Regions from separate parts of the Homo sapiens genome. Here regions 1 and 3 are each linked to region 2. The links are chromatin loops, found by intact Hi-C in ENCODE. Cell type or tissue: heart right ventricle. All regions are shown on one strand.

What was found. Hi-C counts contacts between places; a loop is a spot of excess contacts. Peaks named below come from ENCODE experiments on the same cell type or tissue, not always from the same donor. Only the 100,000 strongest peaks of a DNase experiment are listed, where the experiment ranks them.
Region 1: it touches region 2 in a loop (3-fold over the local background); 11 of 110 quality-filtered maps call a loop at or near these places.
Region 3: it touches region 2 in a loop (4-fold over the local background); 75 of 110 quality-filtered maps call a loop at or near these places.

The regions. Positions count from the first base shown.
Region 1 is chr17:6,890,389-6,898,388 of GRCh38, reverse strand. LOC124903908 (a long non-coding RNA gene) reads left to right here and starts at 3,443. Exons shown (of 2, transcript XR_007065597.1): 1 at 3,443-3,524; 2 at 3,833-5,149. It also overlaps the pseudogene ALOX12P2. RefSeq lists enhancers at 3,708-4,207, 4,208-4,709. In heart right ventricle, a CTCF peak has its summit at 4,005 (motif pointing right); no DNase peak of the experiment used is centred here; H3K27me3 peaks cover 5,946 bases.
Region 2 is chr17:6,661,916-6,669,915 of GRCh38, reverse strand. No RefSeq gene overlaps it. Among named protein-coding and RNA genes, the nearest start is that of MIR4520-1, 10 kb to the right of the region's middle. In heart right ventricle, a CTCF peak has its summit at 3,730 (motif pointing left); a DNase peak (open chromatin) is centred at 3,695; H3K27me3 peaks cover 2,330 bases.
Region 3 is chr17:6,827,707-6,835,706 of GRCh38, reverse strand. TEKT1 (tektin 1) reads left to right here and starts at 3,978. Exons shown (of 8, transcript NM_053285.2): 1 at 3,978-4,058; 2 at 5,314-5,520. The coding sequence starts at 5,331. RefSeq lists a silencer at 3,966-4,015. In heart right ventricle, no CTCF peak of the experiment used is centred here; a DNase peak (open chromatin) is centred at 3,946; H3K4me3 peaks cover 605 bases; H3K27me3 peaks cover 6,608 bases.

The DNA of each region.
Region 1 (8,000 bases), 230 kb before region 2:
GAGGAAGGAGAGCTTGGGGGAGGAATGGGAAAGGGAAACAACCCCTAGGATTCTTCCAATATTGAACCATCCTCCCCTTCACCCATCCATTTCCATACCAGGTCAAAAATTCCCCATTCGGAGACAAGACTACTCTGGGCCAGCGTGTTGATCGCCATGGTGTAGCGGAAGTGGGGGATCAGGAGCTGATTATGGAAGAAAGAAATGGGACATGGTCAAATAAGAGAGTTCCCAGCATCCATGAGGGAAGAGGATGTTAAAGGAAGTGACAGAAAAGAAGGGAGAGGATGGGTCTTTATGAAATGGAGAGACTTCTCGTTAAATTGGAGTGGGTCAGGGTAACATTTGGGAATATAGAGATGGGAAAATGTCTTCTCAGAGCATCCCGTGGTGAAAGTTTTAGGAGTTCACTTATTTCCACAGTTTCATGTCCTTGGAAGAATTCTAAAAATCCCATATCCTCGCAGGTACCCACATATGAGCCCATCCCTTTTTGCCTTCACCCTCCTATAATTATATTCCTTCTCCTCTCTCTGTCATACAAACATGTGCAATATTGGATACCCTAAAGAAAACCTGTGCTTGACCCCCACATCCTTGTCTTGCCATCTCCCTGTTTCTTGCTTTCCCTTTCACAGCAAATCTTCACTCAGTGTTGTCTTTGCTTACCCACCTCACATTTGCTGCTCACCCCCATGAATCAGGCTTCCTCCACTTCCCTGAGATGGCGCATGTCCATTTATTAACCAATGACTTCCATATTGAGAAATCCAAATGTCACTTCTCTGTAACTTTCTTGATCTCTCAGCAGCACTTGAGACAGATAATCACGCGTCCCTCTTGAAACGCTTTCTTTTCCTGGCTGCCATGGATTGCACTTTTTGATTTTCCTCCTACCTCAATGAGGTTCCTTCTCTTGTTTCTTTTCTCACTCTGCTCCCTTCTCTCAGTCTGTAAATGTTGGTTCACCCTAGAGTTATATCTCGGTCAAATTCTCTACAAACCCTAGAGAACTTCATCCAGTACAATGACTTTGATACTTTTGTTTTCTAATGACTCTAAAATCTGTATTTTCAACCTACACCTCTTCTAGGAACTCCAGACTCACATATCCAGTTGCCCTCCTGACATGTGCAAATGGGTCTTTATAGGCATTGGAAGCCCCACATGGTCAGAAAATAACTCTTGATTCTTCTCCCCGCTAAGTAACATGGCTTCTTCTCTCATCTCCTCCCACTTCTTCTTCCTCCTCATCCCAACTCATGCCCTACACTTTAATCTCACCCAATCTCAGCCATTATCCATGTTCCCTTCTTTCCTCGCCTCTTTAGATCTTTGTGGCTGTAATGTTCCACCCCTCACTTGCCCACCTGGAAACCTCCTCAGCCAAAATTTCAACTCCTTTGCAAAACCTATTCTCACTTCTCCCCCCAACTCATAGTAAGTGTGTGTCCTGGGTGTTTCCATATTACTGTGTATGTGTACGCGTGTGTGTATGTATCTGTGTATGTGTCTCCACATATAAATTGATTGCTGCTAGACTGAAATGTACAAGGTTAGACTCTTTGTAGGAGTCTGAAATATGAAGGACAGTCAGATACAGAATGACAGAGATGCTGAAGTACCTTGTAGATAGGATGGAGGCTAGGCAAGCTTCTCATTGTAGCCACAGCAATAACCTCAGCAATCAAGTGTCCCCTCAGCAGATGTGACTGTAACTGCTGCAGCTGGAAATCAGAGCTCCGGACCCAGGTCTTGGCCAGGAGCCAGGCCATGGGGGGATGCGAGGGCAGAAAGAGCAGAGGTGGGGGACATCCGTGTCAAGGTGGCTGGAGCTAGAGCAGGAGAGAGAGTGGGGGCTGAGAACTTGTGTATCTAAGTCCCTAAAGGAGATCAGTGTCTGGTAGAAAAATACCTGGGCCCTCTCACCTGGATGACCATGGGTAAGAGTCCTCCATCAGGCTGAAGCTTCAGCATGACCAAAGGGGCTGCCACGCATTGCTGCTTAAAAATGATGACATTAGGCTTGACTCCATCCAGCAAGGAGAAATCCACTTCAAACAGAGATCCAGCCTACAGGGCCAGGGGCAGGAATAGAAAACAGGGTTGGAGTTGTTTCTGGAGCTGCCCTTCTCTCATTTTCCAGGGTGGATCCTTCCTCTACCCACCCAAGTCTTTTTTACTTTAAACACCAATCACTTTCTGCAGAACCAAAAAACTGAATGCAAAGTTTTCATGACTGATGTCTTCCTTCAGACTTGGAGCTCCCTGCAGCGAAGTTTCTGGTTTTCCACCACATAAGGCCACTGCATTCTTCACGTATCCCCTCTTCTGCCAGCTTTAGCCAATGTAGCAAAAATATTTCCTTTAGCTACCCATCTCCCCCCAAAAACAGATTCAGCTTTTAGCTCTCCAAGGCTTTGTTTAGTTTTTCTTGCTATTTCTCTCCAGAAGCTTGCGCTTTTCCCTAAGGCTGATATATGTTCAATGAAGAAGGAAGAGAGGAATGTGGAGAAAGAAAAGAAGATACAGGAGGAGATGTTGTAGATCAATGTTCTCAATCAGGGGCAATTCCTCCTCTCCCCAACCCCAGGACATTCAGCACTATCTAGACACATTTTTGGTTGTCACAACCGGGGGGATGCTGCTGGCATCAATGGGTAGAGGCCAGGAATGCTACTAAACACCCTACGATCCACAGGAAAGCCCCCCCCCCCCCCCCCCGCCAGCCAACAGAGAATTATGTGGTGCAGAATGTTAATAGTGCCAACGTTGAGAAACCTTGGGTGTAGATGGAGGAGATGAGAGAAGGGGCTGGAGATGGGAGGAGAAGGGAGGTGGGGGTAATGGCTGGGATGGTGGATGGGCAGAAAGCCCAGCAGCACCTGGAGTTCTTTCTCCAGCTGGGTCTTCAAGTCTTCCATCCCTGGAGGCAGCACCAGGCAGGCTGGGAGCCTTGAAGAACACCTCAGGAGCATGGGGTTTGCACCATTGAGAAACTGGTACCCAAAGAAGGCATCATTCTTCCAAGAATCATAAACCCGCTCTAGGAACATCAATTGGGGAGCACCCTGTGAGCTCTGAGCTCCGAACTCCTAATCCCACTGATCTAATCCTCCATCCCCCTCCTTTTTCAAATCCCTGGGTTGGAAGTCTGTATATTGGTTTTGGGAGGTTGTGAAAACTGACCAGCCAGGACAGTCTTTCCATGTGGGAATATTTTTTTGAAATCTTCCAGCCTTTTCACACAATTTATGAAATCCAGTGTCCCCTTAATGGCCAAGTCCTTCAACCTGTGGAAAGAATGGAGTGCAAGAAGATCAAGGAAGCATCCCACCTTGTGCCCTAGGAAGCAAGTGCCCAGCCTCTACCTGGTACTCACCCTTTTGCTAGGGAGACATTAAAGTCTAAATCCTTATCCTCGAGGAATCGCTCGTCCCTAGGAAGGTCCGGTTGCCTATTCCCTGCTATAGGCAGGATTAACCCATCTTTCCAGGAGCCCCACCTGGAGGAAGAACACACAGGTAGGGGTAAGGAGGCAGGTGGCAGGTTTCTTGGGATCTGGTAGGGGATCAAAGACTTCCTGGGGCTCAACGGTACACCTTCCTTCTTTCCTCGAGCTCCTGTTCCCGATATTTCTTAAACAGGTTCTGGGGGTCATCACTCACGGTCCGGGCTGGGGGAGAGGGACAAGAGCACATGCCCTCCCTGGTCACCCCTCCGCGCTCGGGTCTCCCCATCAGCCACCCTCCCCCTTCACTTCTCCCCATCTCCCTCATCTCTCATTTTCCCTCTTTTACAGTAGCCTCCCCCCACCCGCTTCTTCCTCCAGCCTGCCAGGGGCTGTGCCCCTTCTCCACCGAGCTCACCAGTACCCTCAGGCAGGCAGATAATTCCGTGGCCCTGCACCCAGCGGTAGCAGGGGAAAAAGGCCTCGCCTTGGGTCCCCGGGCCCTGCACTGAGATCCACTTGCAGAACCAGTCGAGACTCAACAGCACGTTGTGTTTGCGCAGCTTCACCATCAGGAGGCGCCCCAGGTGCAGGGGGACGTCGATCTCAAACTCTGCCTCCTGCGCGACAGTACACAGCTCAGGTTTTGGGGTCTTCAGGGAGGACGGCGGGGTCGGTGAACCTTCAGAGAATCCTGGCTCCGTTTCCCCTCCACAGCACAGCCGGGGAGAGGTGGAGGTGAGGAGGAGCAGCTGGTACTGCGGGGCGCCAGCCTCCCCCCGGGCCTGCCGTGCCCACCCCAGCGGGCGTCTCTGTCCTTCCGCTCGGGCAGGAAAATGCCTCTCATCTCTCCTGTTCCTCTCGCTTTTCCTATCAGGCGCACCAAGTGCACCCGACCTCAGCCCCTACCCCGCTTCCCAGGTTTCTCATGGGTGGGGCAGCAGCACCCTCCGAATGGCCCCGGCCCCCAGTGACACCTCTGAGTCCCAGGGCCCCAGCTCTCACCGCAGTCCGCGCTCACCTTTCCCCACACCGGTGGCAGCTGCTTCCCTAGGTCTGCCTCCCCGTGCTCGCCCACCAGCCATAGCTGCACCAGGTTGGGAGAGCCCGCCAGGAGCAAATCCCCGGTGGCTACGCGGACCGTGTACTTGCCCATCTTGCCCGGAGATCCGGGGAGAAATCAGCTTTAAAAGGATCTGAGACCCAGCTCCCAGGGAACCACGCCCAGCCCAGAGTGGCTGTTGTATTTGGGTTTCAGGCTCCCCACCTCCCACCCACAGATTCCTCCCCGACTAGGAGGAACGCTGGGACTGGCGCCAGGCTAGGGTCTCTGTATCCAGAGTTTCTCCCGGCGGCTCTGGAAAGGGCAGCCTCACCCTTATTCACTTGGCAAACACTCCCTGATGCCAGTTTCACACCCTGCCATGAGCCAAACACAGCAGCCTACGGACGATGACAGCTAAACACTAGCTCCCACCCAATTTTGGTGAATACATAAATAAGATTGCCACGGAAGTGAAATGGCTTGATCATAGGGGTATTTTTCAATGGAAAGTTGACACTCCCCAGACACTCCTGCTCACCCACGGCTCGCCTCTCTCCTGGACCTCCTGGGCTATCGTGAACAGAAGGGCTTGAACAGCCCTTCCACCTCCTCATGTTGAAAGAGAAATAAAGGGCCATTGTGTTTTCATTGAATGGGGGTCCATAATAAGAGCTCTTCTAGGTCTTTCTTGCATAAGCTACATCCAGATGAGTTGACATTTATTTGAAATAAATGTCTAGAACCTAAAGGTTCTTGTGGGGAAAAAAACTAAATGCAGCCTCTATTTAGATCTTTACAGTTTTCTCAAAACCTTTTATAGTTGTATGGCTGACTCCTAGTCATCAAATTGACAGTGACTTTTAAAAGATTATTGTTTATGTAGTCATAAAATATTCAACTTATTTTTAAAAAATACTGGTATGTTTATACTCCTATTTCATTAGTTTGTCTATAAATTTCATCATTACAATAACAAATATAACTGATATAAACAGTTTTTTTTTCTTTTGAGACAGTCTTGCTCTGTTACCCAGGCTGGAGTGCAGTGGCATGATCTCGGCTCACTGCCACCTCCGCCTCCTGGGTTCAAGCGATTCTCATGCCTCAGCCTCCTGAGTAGCTGGGATTACAGGCGCCCGCTACCACGCCTGGCTAATTTCTTTTTTGTATTTTTAGTAGAGATGGGGTTTCACCACGTTGGCCAGGCTGGTCTCAAACTCCTGACCTCAAGTCATCTACCCACATCACCCTCCCAAAGTGCTGGGATTACAGGCGTGAGCCACTGTGCCTGCCATAAACAGTTTTGGAAGTTTACACAACTATTCTTGATAAACATAAAGCTCAACTGGTGGACATCAAAGTGCCGGGCAGGTCAGTTTTTTTTTTTGGAGGAGATGGACAGTGTCAGTCTCCTGATAAGTTGGTGATGGGTAGGTAATTTAAAAGCTTCTATTATAAAATCTAGTCTCTCTGACACTGCCCTGTCCACTGCAGTCACATCTCCCAATACTGAAGAATCCTGAGAATACGAGCGGTCATGACACTTACTCACGTCATTCACCAGTAAAACCCTCTATCCTTCCTCCTCAAAATCAGGAATGCTCTCCTATCCTCCCCATTGACCCCCACCCCTCACAAGCTTCACCTCCACTCTGTGCCCTACCATTATCCTCTAGAGCCTCAACTTCTCTTTGAAGAAGATCCTTCTAACATTTTGGCAACATATTCCCTCCACTTAACCTCTAATTCCCATTTTCAGTTTCAGTCACCGACCAGTGCAATAACAGCTTAGACTTCATTTGTCACTTAAAACTCACCTATAGTATATTACCCATTTTGTGGTTTATCCACTCAGCCCATGAGCCACTCTCCCCTTCCTGAAGGTTCTGACTGGAGAGAGAAGAAAGAGAGAGAACAATTGAGTTTCTGAGGGTTTTCCAGGTCCTGTGAAATCCAGCTCAATTCTCTTCCTTGGGTTCTGTGAGACACCCAAGCGGCTTTCCAATAAATCCCACTTTGTTGCTTAAGTTAGCTTGAAGTAGGCTTCTAGAACAATTAACTCTACCATATATAAGACAAAAAAAAATTCCTGTCAGAAGGGAATTGCAGTGAGTCTCAAGAGTTGAAGTATAAACATGAACTTGTGTTCCTTTTCTAATAACTCTTCCTTTCTCCTGAGTAGCGGTTTGCTTAACAGTTTCGTGGCCAACTCCACAATTTTCCAATCATTCTTGTTTAATAGTATACTCTTGTTTCAATATTCAAGATTGCTTCTTTTATAGCTTCCATATCAAAGTCCATTCTAGACTCATCTCCTTGCCTCCAGCCTCCTTTCCTAAACTATGTTCCTCTCCACCTGTCCTAACTCAAGCTAAACCTGTTTTTGAACCTAGAGGCTTACAGTAAAGGAGAGGGCTTATCTTTTTATCTTTTTTTTTAAAAATGAACTTTCCCTTTTTTCTCTCTCTTTGAGTCTCATATTCTCATACATCTCCTATGAAGGAAGCAAAGAGAGAATGAAGAAACCACTTAGTAAGTAGTCAAATGTATCTCTGCCATCTGCTACTGGCTACCTGTGTGAACATTATATGGTTCTTATAAGCAATGTTTGGTTTTCTTGGAGCAATGTTCAGCTTCATGCCTATCTTTGCTACCAAAAGAACTCCTTCTAGAATGAAATCCGTATTTCATCGGGACACTATCCCAACGTCATTTTCAGGTTGGATGTTCCATTGTTTAGCCTGGAGAAACTGCAGTCTGATGGTTTCTGCCCTTCTGCTAGTCTCCACGACCCTTCATATGGAGCCACAGGAATCCCTGACATGCTCTTGTTTACCCTTTAAGGGCTGCAGAGAAGTAAAATGAGTTGAAAATGGCCTGCATCTTCTTCTAAGGCACAATACATTATGATTATTTCAGGCTTGGCACTCTTGACCAGTGTCTCATTAAAAAATGCTCAGTGAAATTTCTTCATTCAAACAGTAGCAAACATGAGTTGCTATATTAAAATATGCTCCCAAATTCAGAAAATACATGCCAAATAGCCCCTTCTTCTCCATAATGGAGGAATAAGACTGTGCAATGCTCTATACTGCTAAGATCTCAGAACTCTTCCATAATAACTTTCAGTATTCTACACCTCAGTGATGGTACTAGGAGATTCATATTCTGCCAATTTTCCCATATCAGTCAAGGACTCAATATAAAACAGTTGGAACACTTAAATTAGAATAATTAGAGGAGGGTTTATTTACAAAGGAACAACTTATGGTGGATAGGGTGTGATGGAACCAAAAAGGGATAGTGCAGGAGCCTGAGGCTGGCAGCAGTGTAGCTGGCACCATCCCTGGGCCCAAAGGAAAGAGGAAAGAGAGAAGTAACTAGCCGAAGGGTATGAAAGCTCATAATAGTATCCTTCCAGGGAAGAAAGAAGAAAGCATAAAGATAGAAAATAGATTTAAAGAGACCAAGTAGCTGTGTTGAGGAAACTCAAATTCAAGATAA
Region 2 (8,000 bases):
CCAAACCAGAAAGGAAAAGAAAGAGATGGTGGGGTTGGGTCTTGGTTTAAGAAAGGGATGCAGTGATTCTGCAAGTTCTGAAGTGTCTTGCTTGTTGCAAGCACAGCGGTCTGTTTAAGCCAGCTGACGTCTGGATGCCCAGCTGGTGCATCACCAGCTGAAGACAATTTAGAATAGATGGAAGGCAAAGGAAGAAGGGATCCTGGGGTCACCCCTCCTGGACTGCTCCGACAGTAGGCACGATCTCATTCTAAACTTGATCATCCAGTTCTGCATGTTTCCCACCACTATTACCCATCACAGAAGCTGGCACTGAACGGGAACTCAGTGAATTGTGGGTGGATGAAAAGGTGAGAATTTGACATATTCTAAGACCACGTAGTATAATGACCATGTAGTATGAATGAGCACATGTCACCAGACAATTCCAGCTCTATCCAAAGCCTCTCTAGCTTTTCAAAGGTGCCCTTCATCATGTTCTGGGGATGCTATGCCCCTTGTGCCTGCCCTGCTAACTGCCAAGGGGATGCCCTTCCTTACAGAGGCCAAGAACATTCAGTGACCGTGCCCAGGTCCAGACAAGCCCAACCTTGTTCATTCGCTCCACGCATAGCTACAGAACACAAAGAGGCTTTGTGACAGGCCTGCCCTTGATGTGCTTTCAATCTCACGGGAGAGACAGGAGGAAACAACAAAGAATCATTCACGGAGTGACCACATGGATGCTGTAAAAACAGGCAGCAGCGGTGGGGAGCGAGAACACCCAGGAAGTGGGCTCAGAGTCAAGGACTAGGCAAGTCTCCTTGGGGAGGTGGAAATGGAGCAGGAATTTGAGGACAAACAGGAGTTTATCTGACAGAAGGAGCAACCGAGGTCAGGGGCACGTGTGAGTTTGCTTCAGCCTTCCCCAGCTTCTCATCAGTGAACCACAGGCAAGAAATTCATCCCGACCATTCCTTCATTCCTTCATTTATTCCTTCCACCAACACTTACTGCATGCTGGCTCTGTGCCAGACGCTGTTCTAGGTTTGGGGATATAGGAGTAAACAAGTCAAAGTCCTTGCTCTCCCGTGGGGAACATAGATCATAAACAATTAAGCAATGAATAAATAATATCAAGTCCCATTTTAGTAGGCGCTATAGAGAAATAGAAAAGGTTGACCAGGCGTGGTGGCTCATACCTGTAATCCCAGCACTTTGGGAGGCCAAGGTGGGCGGATCACGAGGTCAGAAGTTCGAGACCAGTCTGGCCAATATGGTGAAACCCTGTCTCTACTAAAAATACAAAAAATTAGCCTGATATGGTGGTGTGCACCTGTAATCCCAGCTACTCAGGAGGCTGAGGCAGGAGAATCGCATGAATCCGGGAGGCGGAGGTTGCAGCGAGCGAGATCACGCCATTGCACGCCAGCCCAAGCAACTGTGCGAGACTCCATCTCAAAACAACAACAACAACAAAAATGAAACTAATTAATCCAGAACAAGATTCCCAGCCTGTGAGAGGTTGGTGCTCAGGACGGAGGCCTGGGCGAGAGAGACATCCGCAGTCAGGCAGCGGTTGCCATGTGAGCGCCGGGGCAGTGTGCAAAGTGAGAAGCTAAGGCGGAGGAAAGAATTCTGGGGACCACTGACATTTGCCGGGTGTGGGGGGAGGGGGAGAGAGAGTTCAGGCTTACGGAGAACAACAGAGGAAAAAGTTTTGATGAGGAGGGAATTGTCCCCAGAGCCAAATGCTACGGAAAGGTCAGAGAAATTGGGGGTCGAGAAGAAGCCATTGGATTGGGAAGGGGAAACAGCACGAAGTTACATTGGGAAGGACAGATTTGGTGAGGTTGCAGTGCAAGGGCAGGGAAAAACGATCAGGACGGGGACGTGTGAGCAGCGAGGGTAGAGAGCTCTTTGAAGAGCCTGGGAAATAAAATGAATAATGGCTTAGGGTGTGCAGGGGTGGGCAAGAGGCAGAGAAATGGGAGTCCAGTTAGGGCAGGGGGAGATGAGACATTTTTGTTGACCTAGGCAAGGGACCAGGAGGAGAGGGAAAAGCTAAAGACTTCAAGGAGGAAGATGTAACCCAGGGACTTCCCACTGCTTCCTTCCCACCCCCTCAAACTCGGGCTACCTGGGACCCCCCAGGCTTCCTGTCTGACGCCAAGCTAAATGCCCTCTGTGGCACCTTCCCCCACAGTGGTTGCCCAGCGTTTGTCTGCTCTTGCTTTAGAAGACAGAGTGCTCACCGCCACAGGGCTGGCTCAACTGTGAGAAATGTTTTCCCTGGAGATCTGACACAGACGTGGCACAGTGTTGGGGTTTCAATGGGGCTTCCTATGTTTGTCTGTAGAATAAAGTTTTTTTTTTTTTTTAAGACGAAGTCTCACTCTGTTGCCCAGGCTGGAGTGCAGTGGTGCGATCTCGGCTCACTGCAACCTCCGTCCCCTGGGTTCAAGCGATTCTCCTGCCTCAGCCTCCCAAGCAGCTGGGATTACAGGCAGCTGCCACTGTACCCGGCTAATTTTTGTATTTTTAGTAGACACGGGGTTTCACCATCTTGTCCAGGCTGGTCTTGAACTCCTGACCTCGTGATTCACCCATCTTGGCCTCCCAAATTGCTGGGATTACAGGCGTGAGCCACCACGCCCGGCCAGATTTTATAATACATTTTTTAAAGTCTTTCTTTTTTTTTTTTCTGAGCCCAAATCCTCCTAGCTTTTCACCGTTTGATTCTAGTTCTGCTCTTGAGGCTGCCTCTGACAAAGACAGCCCTTCAGATAGCAGAATGAAGTGGTGTCTACCCATTCTTCCCATCTTAGGCTTGAATATCCCCTGCTCTTCTGATGGCCTCCAGGGTTTCTCCCGACCACATCACACCCTCAGTATCCTTAGGAGTAGATACAGTAGGTAGAAGACTAGGCATTTATTCCTCTTGTACCAACAGCGGCTGCTGGTTGAGAGCATAAGCTCCGGAGCCAGCTAGCCTGGGTTTGGATCCTGGCTCTGCTTCTTCCTAGCCAGGAATGCTGGGTAAGTCACCTAAGCTTCTCAATCCTCAGTGTCCTGACCTACTTCACCTAGGTGTGAGGAGTGCATGAGTTAGTACATGTAGAGTGCTGCAAACAGTGCCTGGGGGAGACTGAGAGCTCAGTGTGTGTTCTCTGCTCTACGATATTAAAGTGCCAGGCCAGGTGCAGTGACTCACATCTGTAATCCCTTTGCACTTTGGGAGGCTGAGGCAGGAGAATCATCTGAGGTCAGGAGTTGGAGACAACATGGCGAAACCCTGTCTCTCCTAAAAATACAAAAATTAGCCGGGCGTGGTGGCTCGCACCTGTAGTCCCAGCTACTCGAGGAGGCTGAGGCAGGAGAATCGCTTGAATCTGGGAGGTGGAAGTTTCAGTGAGCTGAGGTCGCACCATTGCACTCCAGCCTGGGTGACGGAACAAAGATGGTTTTACAGGACCTTGGTTTAAAAGTAACTAGACACCTGGAAGTACTCCCAGGGAGGTGAAAAATATCCAAAGACAAGGATCCAGCCTGTGGATGGAGACTGGAAAGTGGCTGCAGTTATATCACACAGAGAGTGCTGCGATGCCTAGGAGGACCAGGTACGTGTGCCCTGTCTCTTTCAGAAGCTTCAGGCCTGGCTTCAGGCTTCTGTCCTGCTTGGCATTCGCCTGTGGTTTCCAACTCCTCCGAAGTCCAGCCTTTGCTGCTGTGCGGGGATTGTCTGCCCTCTACTGTCCATCGTCTGTCATGGCACACATTTAACAGATGGCCAGGAACTCAAGAGGGGGCACTAATTGGGAGAAAACTTAGAGACGCACTTTTCTCCAACTCTTTTGACCATGACTCCCAGAAATATATTTTACACTGCGATTCCAAACAAAAAAGTTTCACGAAATAATGTTTACCAGCCAGGCACCGTGGCTCACGCCTGTAATCCCAACACTTTGGGGCAGGGGCGGTGGCTTATGCCTGTAATCCCAGCACTTTGGGAGGCAGAGGCAGGCGGATCACCCGAGGTCAGGAGTTTGAGACCAGCCTGGCCAACACTGTGAAAACCCGTTTCTACTAAAAATACCAAAACAAAAAGAAAAATTAGCTGGGTGTAATGGTGCGTGCCTGTAATCCCAGCTACTCAGGAGGCTGAGGCAAGAGAATCTCTTGAACCCAGGAGTAGGAGGTTGCAGTGAGCCGAGATGGTGCCATTGCACTCCAGCCTCGGTGACAAAGCAAGACTCCATCTCAAAAAAAATAAAATTAAAAGAAAGAAATGTATTGTCTCAGGCCACTCCGGGCCAAATACTGTGCTGAATCTATCAGTCTTAGGACTTTTAGAGAGAAGGCTCCACACTATCATCTCCTTGGAGCCTGGATATCAGTGTATAGACACCTTGAAAGAGCCATTTTGAGACCTTCCTAGACCATACACATTCTTATTTTTGGAGATCCTGATCCATATCATATGATACATACTAAAATTTATGCACATTGGGACTTACTGTTTTAGTCCATTTTGCATTGCTATAAAGGAACATACAAGGCTGGGTTATTTGTAAAGAAAACAGATTTATCTGGTTCACAATTCTACAGGCTGTACAAGAAGCATGGTACCAGCCTCTGCTTCTGGCGAGGGCTTCAGGGGACTTCTACTCATGATGGAAGGTGAAGGAGAGCAGGCATCACAGGGAGAGAGCAAAAGAGCAAGAGAGAGGGGAGCTGCCAGACTGTTTTTAGCAGCGATATCCCCCGCTGGAACCAGGAGTGAGAACTCAATTCTGCAGGAATGGCACTAAGCCATTCATGAGGGATCCGCCCCCATGGTCCAAATACCTCCCACTAGGTCCCATCTCGAACACCAGGGATCAAATTTCAACAGGAGATTGAAGGAACAAGTATCCAAACTATATCACTTATTAATTTCAATTTTGTTTTCTTTTTGTATTTTGAAGGCAACGAGTTTTTTGGGCCTCAGCCATTTTTGTAGGCCCTTGAACAATTCACAGGCCTTAGGACTATACCCTATCATGACTAATGGGTGAAGTAGCCTTGGTAAAAAAAAATCTGATCAATGAATATACACTAAGGAGAAATTTAATTACTTAGCCCTTATCTCCTGGTCTTTTTTTTTTTTTTTTTTTGAGATGGAGTCTTGCTCTGTCACCAGCCTGGAGTGCAGTGGTGCGATCTTGGCCTACTGCAACCTCTGCCTCCCGGGTTCAAGTGATTCTCCTGCCTCAGCCTCCCAAGTAGCTGGTACTACAGGCATGTGCCACCACGCCCAGCTAATTTTTGTATTTTTAGGAGAGACGGGGTTTCACCATGTTGGCCAGGATGGTCTCCATCTCTTGACCTTGTGATCCACCTGCCTCGGCCTCCCAAAGTGCTGGGATTACAGGCATAACCCACCATGTCCAGCCTCTCCTGGTCTTTTTAAAGGGAAATGTGGACAGGCCATTAACACTAAATACATGAGTTCCTACTGGTGAAATCTTTGCTACTCTGGTAGACTGGTGGGGGCAGTACAACTGCAGGTGGACCAAATGCCATGCGACTGGCAAGGTGTTCTCACTCCGAGCCTCAGTTTCCTCAAAGTAAAACAATGGGATTACATTAGCTTGATGATGTTCAAAGATCATTAGCATTGGGACCCTTTTGCAAATGAAATCTTATATGGCAAAAAGCAGACGTGGGATGGATAGACTTCTGAGTTTAACAGCTATGCAGGATGTCTGTGAAGACATCCAGGAGAACCTCCCCTAGGTGCCTGCAGAGATAGAGAGGTTTACTACAGGCAAGGACAGGTTTAGGGACCCCAGGAATTCCTGAGGCCTTGATTGGATCTCAGCTCTTAAGAACAGCAGTGTTTTTCAAACCTCATTGACAGTGACACAGTCAAAAATAAAGTTTGCTTCAAGATATGGTACATATGTAGTGAAATACAAGTTTTCATAAAATATATACACTGTAAAATAAAAGATTGTCCCACACGCTGGCTGGGACAAGGATGTTTTGGGAATATAAGCCACAAAACTCTTCTTGGAAATCAATTGTATGCCTGATTAAATGCTTAAGCCACTTTCTGATGAATTTTAATGAGATTATGACCTCTTGTTAGAAACCAGTTACCTATGTACACAGCTAATATCAACCCTGGAGGGAAGGAATCCAAGGGCCTTTAACTGTCTTTTAATAAATCTAATAATCCTTAACTAGAACTTTTCTTTCTTTTTCTTGTATCCAGTCTAACAATGATTATCTAGTCATTCTCTTTTCCTGTAAAGTGTCCTTACCTATAGACACTTGTTGAATTGACTTAGCAAAAGCCTCATTTCTTGCCGCAACATTGTAATAAAAACTTTGACACTGGGTCATAACTAAATTGTCCAAACCTGGCCAGGCGCGGTGGCTCATGCCTGTAATCCTAGCACTTTGGGAGGCCGAGGAGGGCGGATCACCTGAGGTCGGGAGTTCAAGACCAGCCTGGCCAACATGGTGAAACCCTGTCTCTACTAAAAATATAAAAATTAGCCGGGCGTGTTGGGCACCTGTAATCTCAGCTACTCGGGAGGCTGAGGCAAGAGAATCGCTTGAACCCGGGAGGCAGACGCTGGGCACCGTACTCCAGCCTGGGTGATAGACCGACTCTCTGTCTCAAAAATAAATAAATAAATAATAAAATAAATTGTCCAAACCCACCTCCTTTCTTACCCTTTCCTCTTTCCTTCCTTCCTTCCTATTAAACAGTGTGATGTATTCTGATATTGCTCTACTGATATGTTTTATTCTACTCTATTTCATTTTTTAAAATGCTGACTGGGACCCCCTAAATTGATTTCGCCAGTCTTTAATGTTTTGACTGCAGTTTAAAAACCACTGGGATAGCAATCCTGGTGGACCACTTTATTAAGACAGAAACACATTGTTGCCATTATAAAATAAAATCAGAGATGGAAACCAGGAAAGATAAAGGCACATGGTGAAAGCTGAGAAACTGTCTTCTGAAATTAAAAAAAAAATTAAAGGATGGGGGCAAGCCAAAAACTTTGAGAATATGGTTGCAATGCAAATAAGTGAGAATTTGTCTTCAGAATATTTAAAGGACTCAAGTAAGAAAAAGACGTGAAAGAAGCAAAACGAGCAAAGATATGAATAGAGAAGTCACAGAAAAAGAAACCCACAGGGGTAATAAGCGTATGAAAGGATGCTCTACCCTACCAGTAGACAGGAAAGAACAGAACCTGGAATTATTAAAACTTCAGAAACTTGGAGGAGGGACCCTGGAGATCTGAAACTCAGACTTTTGATAAGGGGTGCCAGTTGGCTGGTGCTGGTATTCTGAGCAGGGATGCAATAAAGCAGCTTTTTCAAACATTAGAAAGTTGCAACGTGGATTCAGCTGCCACTAAGGGAAGGAACATCTGCTACCAGGGTGAATTAGTTACTGGTGTGAGCTCGACATGGAGCCAGGTAAGAAGGCAGGAATATGGTTTGCAGAGACCTAGCCTTAGACAGGAAGCTGACTTTAGAAGGTAGAGGGTTGGAGCCAAGGGCGAAGCCTAACTCCCACAGTCAGTTCTATTGGTTAATCAGCATTTATATTTAAACTTCCATACTCAAAAGAAAAAATGGGCCAGGCGTGGTGGCTCACACCTGTAATCCCAGCACTTTGGGAGGCTGAGGCAGGCAGATTACCTGAGGTCAGGAGTTCAAGACATGGTAGCACACGCCTGTAATCCCAACTACTTGGGAGGCTGAGGTAGGACAATTGCTTGAGCCTGGGAGACAGAGGTTGCAGTGAGCCAAGGTTGTGCCACTGCACTCCAGCCTGGCTGACAGAGTGAGACTGTCTCAAAAATAAAATAAAATAAAATAAAATAAAATAAAATAAAATAAAATAAAATAAAATAAAATAAAATATTCTTTTCTATCTAACACAATGCAACTATTCTTCATAGAAATAAAGATGCTATTAGTCTCTCCTTGAGAAAAGAGACACACAAAGT
Region 3 (8,000 bases), 170 kb before region 2:
CCATACAGTCCTGTAATTGATCAGTGTCTTATGAATCTTTCCCATTTTTTTATTCCTTGTTGATTTGCTGTGAACACCTGAAAGAAAGATGGTGGAGAACATCTCTTCATCCTTACTGGCAGTGAAAATCTGTTATTTCAAAGGGGAAGCACATGCTTTATATCCTTTTATTCCCCTAAGGGCCTCTTAAAAGCACATCACAGTTATTTGGTAGGTTAAAATTCCAATGAAAAGCTTTTAAGTTATCATGTTTGTTAATTGCTAATTTGGGGTTAGCGTCATACAACAGGGGACTAAGTCCCCGCTACAGACGCAGAACACTAGGGTCTTGAATGCCCAGCTTCGCACAATGGCCTGTGATATTGATACTTATTATAAGGAATAGCAAGAATAAAGGGCTAGTGGTTTCTTATCAATGAACTCACTGCTCCACAGTGAAACCTAAGATGGAAAACAATTCACATCTTACCAATACCATTATATGAAGGGAGTCTTTTCCCCCCAATCTAGGTGCAGTTCAGTGGGGAAGTTGACACAGATCCCAATACTACTGGCAATGCTACCAAAACAGAGGTCAAGGGTCACAGTGGCCACTGTATGACAGTTAAATAAGAAGTGAATAAGATCTGATGTTTGGGTAGCACTTTTGCATCCATAAAATACTCAGGATAGCATGACAGATTTATCGAGGATGGGAAACCTGAGGCTTGTCCGTGGTGAGATCCAGGCTGGAAGCCAGTCTTCAGGCCCCTGGCTAAGTGTGTCGTCTCCTAGACATACTGCCTCTGTTCATCTCCCTCTGAATTCTTCTGGTTTCAAAATAACTAGTTAGCTCTGTCTCAACGCTTTCACACCTCCTGCTCTTCTATCGGCTGCCGTATTTGTGTCATTCATTTACTGAAATCATTTATTATAAAGAGTTTCTGCATTTTTATATTCTTTTAAAAGAGATAATAATTGTACAACTCTCAAAAGGCAAAAGATTATTCAGTGAAGCCTCCTTTACCCTCCACACCCCAGCCATCCAGTTCTCTTTCCAGAGGCAACCAGTGTTACCAGTTTCTTATGTATCTGTCTGGAGAAATTCTAGGGGTACACAAACAATTACATTTTACCATTTTCTATCATAACAATGGTAAAATACTATATATGTAATTCTTCTGAACCTTGCTTTTTTCATTTAATATATCTCGTTGGTCACTCCATATCAAAGAGATGTAAAAAAGATTTCTAATTATATATTTTACAGTAAAAAATACTCTATGACTGTTTCATAATTTATTTAATCAGTCTCCTCTTGGTGGACATTTGGGATATGTAAATTTTTTTCTATTAAGAACAATTTTGCAATGAATAACTTTTTACACACAGTTACATCATTTTGCACATGTGCAGATGTATCTGTAGGATAAATCCCTAGATGTGGAATTGAATTGCTGTGTCAATAGCTGTGCATCTGTAATCTCCACAGAAGGCAGAGACTGTGTTTTATCTTCATCTATCCTTGGTGTCTAGCACAGGTCTTGATACTTCATAGATGTTCAATAGGTATGTGGACAAATTAATGAATGAGTGAATTCAGAGAATGAGTTCAGAGAGTGGTCAACAAATCTTTGTTGAACAAATCAATGAATGAGTTCAGAGAATGAATGAGTTCAGAGAATGAATGAGTTCAGAGAATGAATGAGTTCAGCAGGGATGATCATGAGGGGGTGGTGACTTTTGGCACCATCTCTTGTATTTCATATACTACTCTGAAAATGACATCAAAATTTAATTTTCTTCATACTTATAACTTTCTTCTGTAGGTTTTTTATTTATTTTTATTTTTTTAGATACACGGTCTCACCATGTTGCCCAATCTGGTCTTGAACTTCTGAGCTCAAGCAATCCTCCCGCCTTGGCCTCCCAAAGTGCCAAGATTACAGGTGTGAGCCACCATGCCCAGCCCTTGTGCAGCTTTTAACTTTTCTCAGAATTTGTATTTGTCTATTTTTAACTTATAAAAATTAAAAAATATTTTAATAGGGGTCTGTGTCACCCAGGTTGGAGTGCAATGGTGTGATCATAGCTCACTGCAGTCTCAAACTCCTGAGCTCAAGCCATACCTCCCAGGCATTCCAAGTGATGGCACCTCAGGCATGCATCACGGAGACTGTCATCATTTATCTACTTTTTATTGCTCAGAAGAGACATAATTTCAACTCACCATGTGGTTATACTTCTGGGTTATGAATCATAGTTTGTATAACTCTTCTTAAAGATATTGTTCAAAACTTCTTTTGACTTTTAGTTGTAATTTGGACTCATTGCTTTTTAGTTCGGTAGCTATTACACCGAGCTTTCTTTTCATCACACAGCTGGGTTGGTTCCACTATGTCTTATGTCCAGTATCTTCTTCTTTCTGGATTTTTCACTTTTGCTCTATTATTTTTTTCCATAAAGAATGTACGCTCACCGTTTTGAGTACTGGCATGTCCAAAGAAATCTTTTATTTTGCTCTCATACATGAAATGCTTTGACTGGTTGTAGAATCCCAGATTTGAAATAATTTTCTATAGAATTTGAAGGCATTATCCTAGCATCATTTCTAGCAACCATCATTTCTAGCCACCTGTGTTAGAGACGAAACACTTGATACCTATTCTTTCTTTTTCTTCTTATTCTTTGAATTAAGAAATTCCACCAGAATAGGTATAAAGTTGGCCCTTCCTATCCGTGGATTCTACATCCTTGGATGCGATGACACACAAATAAAAAATATTCAGGAAAAAAATTCCACAAAGCTCCAAAAAGCAAAACTTGAATTTGTTGCACCCTGAGTGCTATGTTGAATCCATGCGAATGAAGCGATGAGTAGGCATGGTTAGACATTGTATTAGGTATTGTATTAGGCATTGTATTAGGTATTATATTAGGTATTAGGTGTTGTATTATGTATTGTATTATGTATTGCATTAGGCACTGTATTAGGCACTATATTAGGTATTGTATTAGGCATTGTATTAGGTATTGTAGCAATCTAGAGATGACGTAAAGTATGCCTATCTAGGGATGTGCGTAGGTTATATACAAATGCTACACCACTTTATATGAGACTTGAGAATCTGCAGATTTCAGTATCTGAGGGGGATCCTGGAGCTAATCACTCTATGGATTATATGCATAATCCACAGGGAGGACTATATGTAAGGAATGGGGGTGTGTGTTAATTTCAGGTGGGTCGTTAATCTAAAGACTTGAGTCTTTGGCTCAAGTTATCTCTCTCTCACTTTCACAATTGTTTTGCCATTCTCTCTCTTTTTTTCTTTCCTTCTGGAAGTCCTACTTGACAAATATTAAATCTTCTGGAGCTATCCCCTCAGATTTAATTTTTCTCCCATATTTTCCATCTCCTAGTGGATGCAGAGTGACTTCTGGAGTGTTTGCCTGAAGGCGTTCTACTCACACACCTGCCCTCACAGAGTGCCCCATCGGGCGCCCCACGCAGAAATAAGCCAGTTGTGGTAACAGACCTATACAAACTCTGGAGGAAACTCATTGTAGCTTACAGAAACAATCAACTTGGCTTCCTGATTTTTAACCCTCAATTTCGCCTGCGACTGCGAGGTCCTGGAGGCATCGCCCAGCCCAACCCCACTGTACAGCCGGGAAGTCTGAGAGCCGGGGTACAGCGCGACCCGAGATGATCCCGCCCGCGGGAGGGCTCGGACTAGACGCAGGTCTCCTGACTCCCAGCTCGGGGCTTTGGCCGCTGTCTTCTGCTTGGTGCCCCGCGTCTTCGCGGTAGGTTGAGGTGGCCGGAGCATCTGGCCCTACCCTTCCCACACGCCACACTCCTGGGTCTCTGGCTCTGGGGTCCGCAGAATTTGCGCCTGCGCTAAGCCTTTGGCCAGGCTGCTCAGTGGCGGAACCAGCCCTCTTTGCCCTGGCAACGCGTCACTTGTTGTCATGGAGACCGCGTTGTTTACCTCTCTGTTCTGCAAGAGCTGGAAGCTCCAGTTGGGGTAAGGAGGCTCCCATCCCGAGCTTGCGTAGTGGTTCTGTGTGGCGCTGAGGTAAGTAAACCATGACCCCACCCCACCGACCCCTACCCGCAACCCTCCCCGCCTAACCAAATCCTTATGACGTTGGGATGAGCCCTAATTTAGGTCCCCACCTCTCTGGGGGCTATTCAGACTTATCCAGGAGCCTTGGGTTAAATGCTGGGCTCCACACTCAGATAAATTCGGTAGAAGCCATAAAAGGGACTGGGCTAGGAAGAAACGGAGAAACTCCATGTTGTCTGAGGGGGCTGGGTGGGCTGAGGTTCTCAGCCTAGTCAAGATCTGACTCTAGTTTCATCCTTATATATGTGAAGGCTTCAGAGATCCAGAGGCCCCTAAGAGCAGGGACTCAGACCTTAGGGTAGAGATGGGAGTGGGGGCAGATTTCAGCCCTGTCTGAGGAAGGCAGTTCTCATGGTCCATCAGAGTTGTATGAAGATGAAATGGGTAATTTTAGCGTTTCCACTGCCGACAGCCTCTGCCAGCTGGCTTCCCCTGTGTTGTTCCCCTTCCTGTTCTCTCCTTTTCTTTGTCCTGGAAGTTTTCAGATTCTTTTATGTGTTGAACAAGTTCAATACCCAGTTGTCAGTTTACACATGTTACATTTCCTCCTCCTCCTCCTCCTCCTCCTCCTTCTTCTTCCTCTTCTTTTTCTTCTTCTTTTTTTAAGAAAACATCTCTGGGCTCATCTGTTTGGCAGAACATTACTCCATGACCCAACAATTCTAATGAGTTATAAAAATGCATACACGTGTTCACCAAAAGACATGTATGAGACTATTAATAGCATTCTCATTATGGCCCTGGAGTGTAAACAACCCAAATATCCATAAACAGTAGAAAAGACAGCTAGATTTTATTCATATAACGGCACCTACACAGCAACGAGAACGAACAAACTGCAATCATATAGACAATATGGATGAATTTTACAAACATAATGTTGAGCTAAAGAAGTCAGAGACAGAATAATACATACTGTATTATTCCATTTATGTTAAATTCAAAAACAGCAAAACGAATTTGTAGTGTTAAAAGTCAGGATACTGGTTACCCTGAGGGGCTTGAGGTGGAGTAACTGGGAGGAGGTTAGAGATGCTGGTAATGCTTGTTTCTTGGTTTGGGTGCCGGCTACACAGATAGATTTATTTTGTGTACAGATTATGATTTATGCAATTTTCCGTATATATGTCATCCTTGAATAAAAATTATCATAAAAAAGGACAAATTGCTTTCATTTAATCTAAAAGAGTCTGCTTTTGATCAGGAATTTGGAAACCTCAAATGGCTAAACTATTACAACCTCCACCCAAGTTCCTGCCCTCAGAGTGGCACATTGCTAACAAGAACCAGTACCACAGAGCAGACGCTCAAAGGTCCCGATCAGAACGCCTGGTCGCAGAAAGCCAGAGGCTTGTGGATGAAATTGAAAAGACCACAAGAAAATCTCAAAGCGATGTGAACAAGAAACTAGGTAAGACAACATGCTTGGCATATTCGTGAACATGCTAGGATGAGGCTGTTGAGTTTAGCTATAGTGTCATGTTCAGATGTGGCAACATATTATTTTTGAATATTAGAGAAAATCATGTGTATTCTCCAGGTTCTATGTTTAAGTTCACTGCCCTAAGATAGACACAAGGTAACCCAGCCTGATTTTCAGCCACCCATCATTCATTTATTTGTTGATTTGATGCACAGTTATTGAGCATCTATGGGCATCTATGTACTACACACTAGGCATATCACAGGGAATGATCAGAATCTCTGCTTTTTAGGGGCTTCTAACTTGAAGAGGATAAAGATACAAAAATTAATCATCAGAATACAGTCAGCCCTTTGTATCCATGGGTTCAGCCAGTTGTAGGTCCAAAATACTTAGGAAAAAAAAACAATAAAAGATTACAACAATTAAAGAATACAAATAAAAACAATACAGTTCAACAGCTATTTACATAGTATTTGCATTGTATTAGGTATTATAAGTAATCTGAAGATGATTTAAAGTATACTGGCTGGGTGTGGTAGCATGTGCTGTTAGTCCCAGCTACTTGGAGGGCTGAGGCAGTAGGATCCTGTAAGCCCAGGAGTTAGAGACCACCCTGGGTGATATACCAAGACCCTGTTTCATAAAAAAAAAAAAAAGAAAGAAAAAGAAAGGAAGAATGAAAGAGAGAAAGAAAGAAAGAAAGAGAAAGAAAAGAAAGAGAAAAGGAAAGTATATGGGAAGATGTGCATAGGTTATATGAAAACACTACACCATTTTGTATAAAAGACTTGAGCATCCATGGATTTTGGTGTCTGTCAGGGACTCTGGAACAAATCCTCTGAGGATACCAAGGGACAGGTGTATAACCAGATAGGTGCTGGGGTAGGGGAACAAAGACGGGGCGGAGTAGATGTGAAAAATTGGAAAAGTTTTTCTAGAGAAGAACATTTACTTGAGTCTTAAAAGGAGTCATTTTCTCTTGACAATTCCTTACTTAAAACAGTATTTACTTAAATTTCTTGAGACAGAGTCTCGCTCCATCACACAGGCCAGAGTACAGTGGCACAATCTCAGCTCACTGCAATCTCTGCCTTCCAGGTTCGAGCGCTTCTCCTGCCTCAGCCTCCTGAGTAGCTGGGATTACAGGCGTGCACCATCACACCCGGCTAATTTTTGTATTTTTGGTAGAGACGGGGTTTCATCATGTTGGCCAGGCTGGTCTTGAACTCCTGACCTCAGGTGGTCCGCCCGCCTCAGCCTCCCAAAGTCTGGGATTACAGGCACGAGCCACCGCACCCTGCCTAAAACAGTATTTAAAAGGTAGCGTTCTTTAGCAAAGATCTCAGGAAAGCACATTTAAAAAAAAAGATAGTATCCTTAAATAATCAAAACAAAAATAAACATAAAACAAAACAAACAACCAACGTCGGCTAAATGCCAAAAAGGGATTAACCAGGGGTAACCAACTCGACTATCTATAGGGACCAAGCAGGTAGCATAGGGATTGAATGTAAGGCATTAGGGTTTAGTAGGGACTGTGGGGACCTGGAGAACGTGTGCCCCATCTAAGGAGGAAGCTGCTACTCAGTTTCAACCCATTGCTTCCAAGAAAGAACATGAGCCCAGTGTTGCCTGATTGTCCGATTTTTTCAAGAAAATCTGGAAAGCAGGAATTTATTCACGTTTTAAATGTTGGTAACTGACTTAATTTATTTATAACACTGGGCCAGCTGAACAAACACGTTTATGGATCAAACCTGGTCTGAGGACTGTAGTTTTCTAATTTCCAGTAAATGAAACCTTCATTCAGGTCAGCAATGTTAGATGTTAGGCTCTCCTAATAGGTTGACCCTTACATTGATACCACCCTGTAGATAGGCCTGTTCTAAATAATTGTGCAAATAGGTAGGTGTTAAAAATGAGAAGGCGCCCGGGCATGGTGGCTCACGCCTGTGATTCCAGCACTTTGGGAGGCCAACGTGGGCGGATCACAAGGTCAGGAGATTGAGACCATCCTGGCTAACATGGTGAAACCCTGTCTTTACTAAAAATACAAAAAATTAGTGGGGCATGGTGGCATGCATCTGTAGTCCCGGTTACTCAGGAGGCTGAGGCAGGAGAATCGCTTGAACCAAGGAGGTGGAGGTTGCAGTGAGCCGAGATCGTGCCACTGCACTCCAGCCTGGGTGACAGGGTGAGACTCTGTCTCAAAACAAAAAAAAGAAGAGAAATCATTATTCATTTTCACAATACTCTGTTTCAGTAGATACGGGGAAAAAGTGAACCTTCATTGATTCATGGAATCATTTTAAAATTAGCCATTAGGCATTAAAAGCATCAAATATGTAGGAATAAATCTAGCAAAAGATGTGCAAGTGTTTTGCACTGAAAAATCATTTTTTCAAGAAATTAAAGAAATTCTTAGTAAATGCAGGGATTTATGAGTTAATGGATTGGAAAACCTA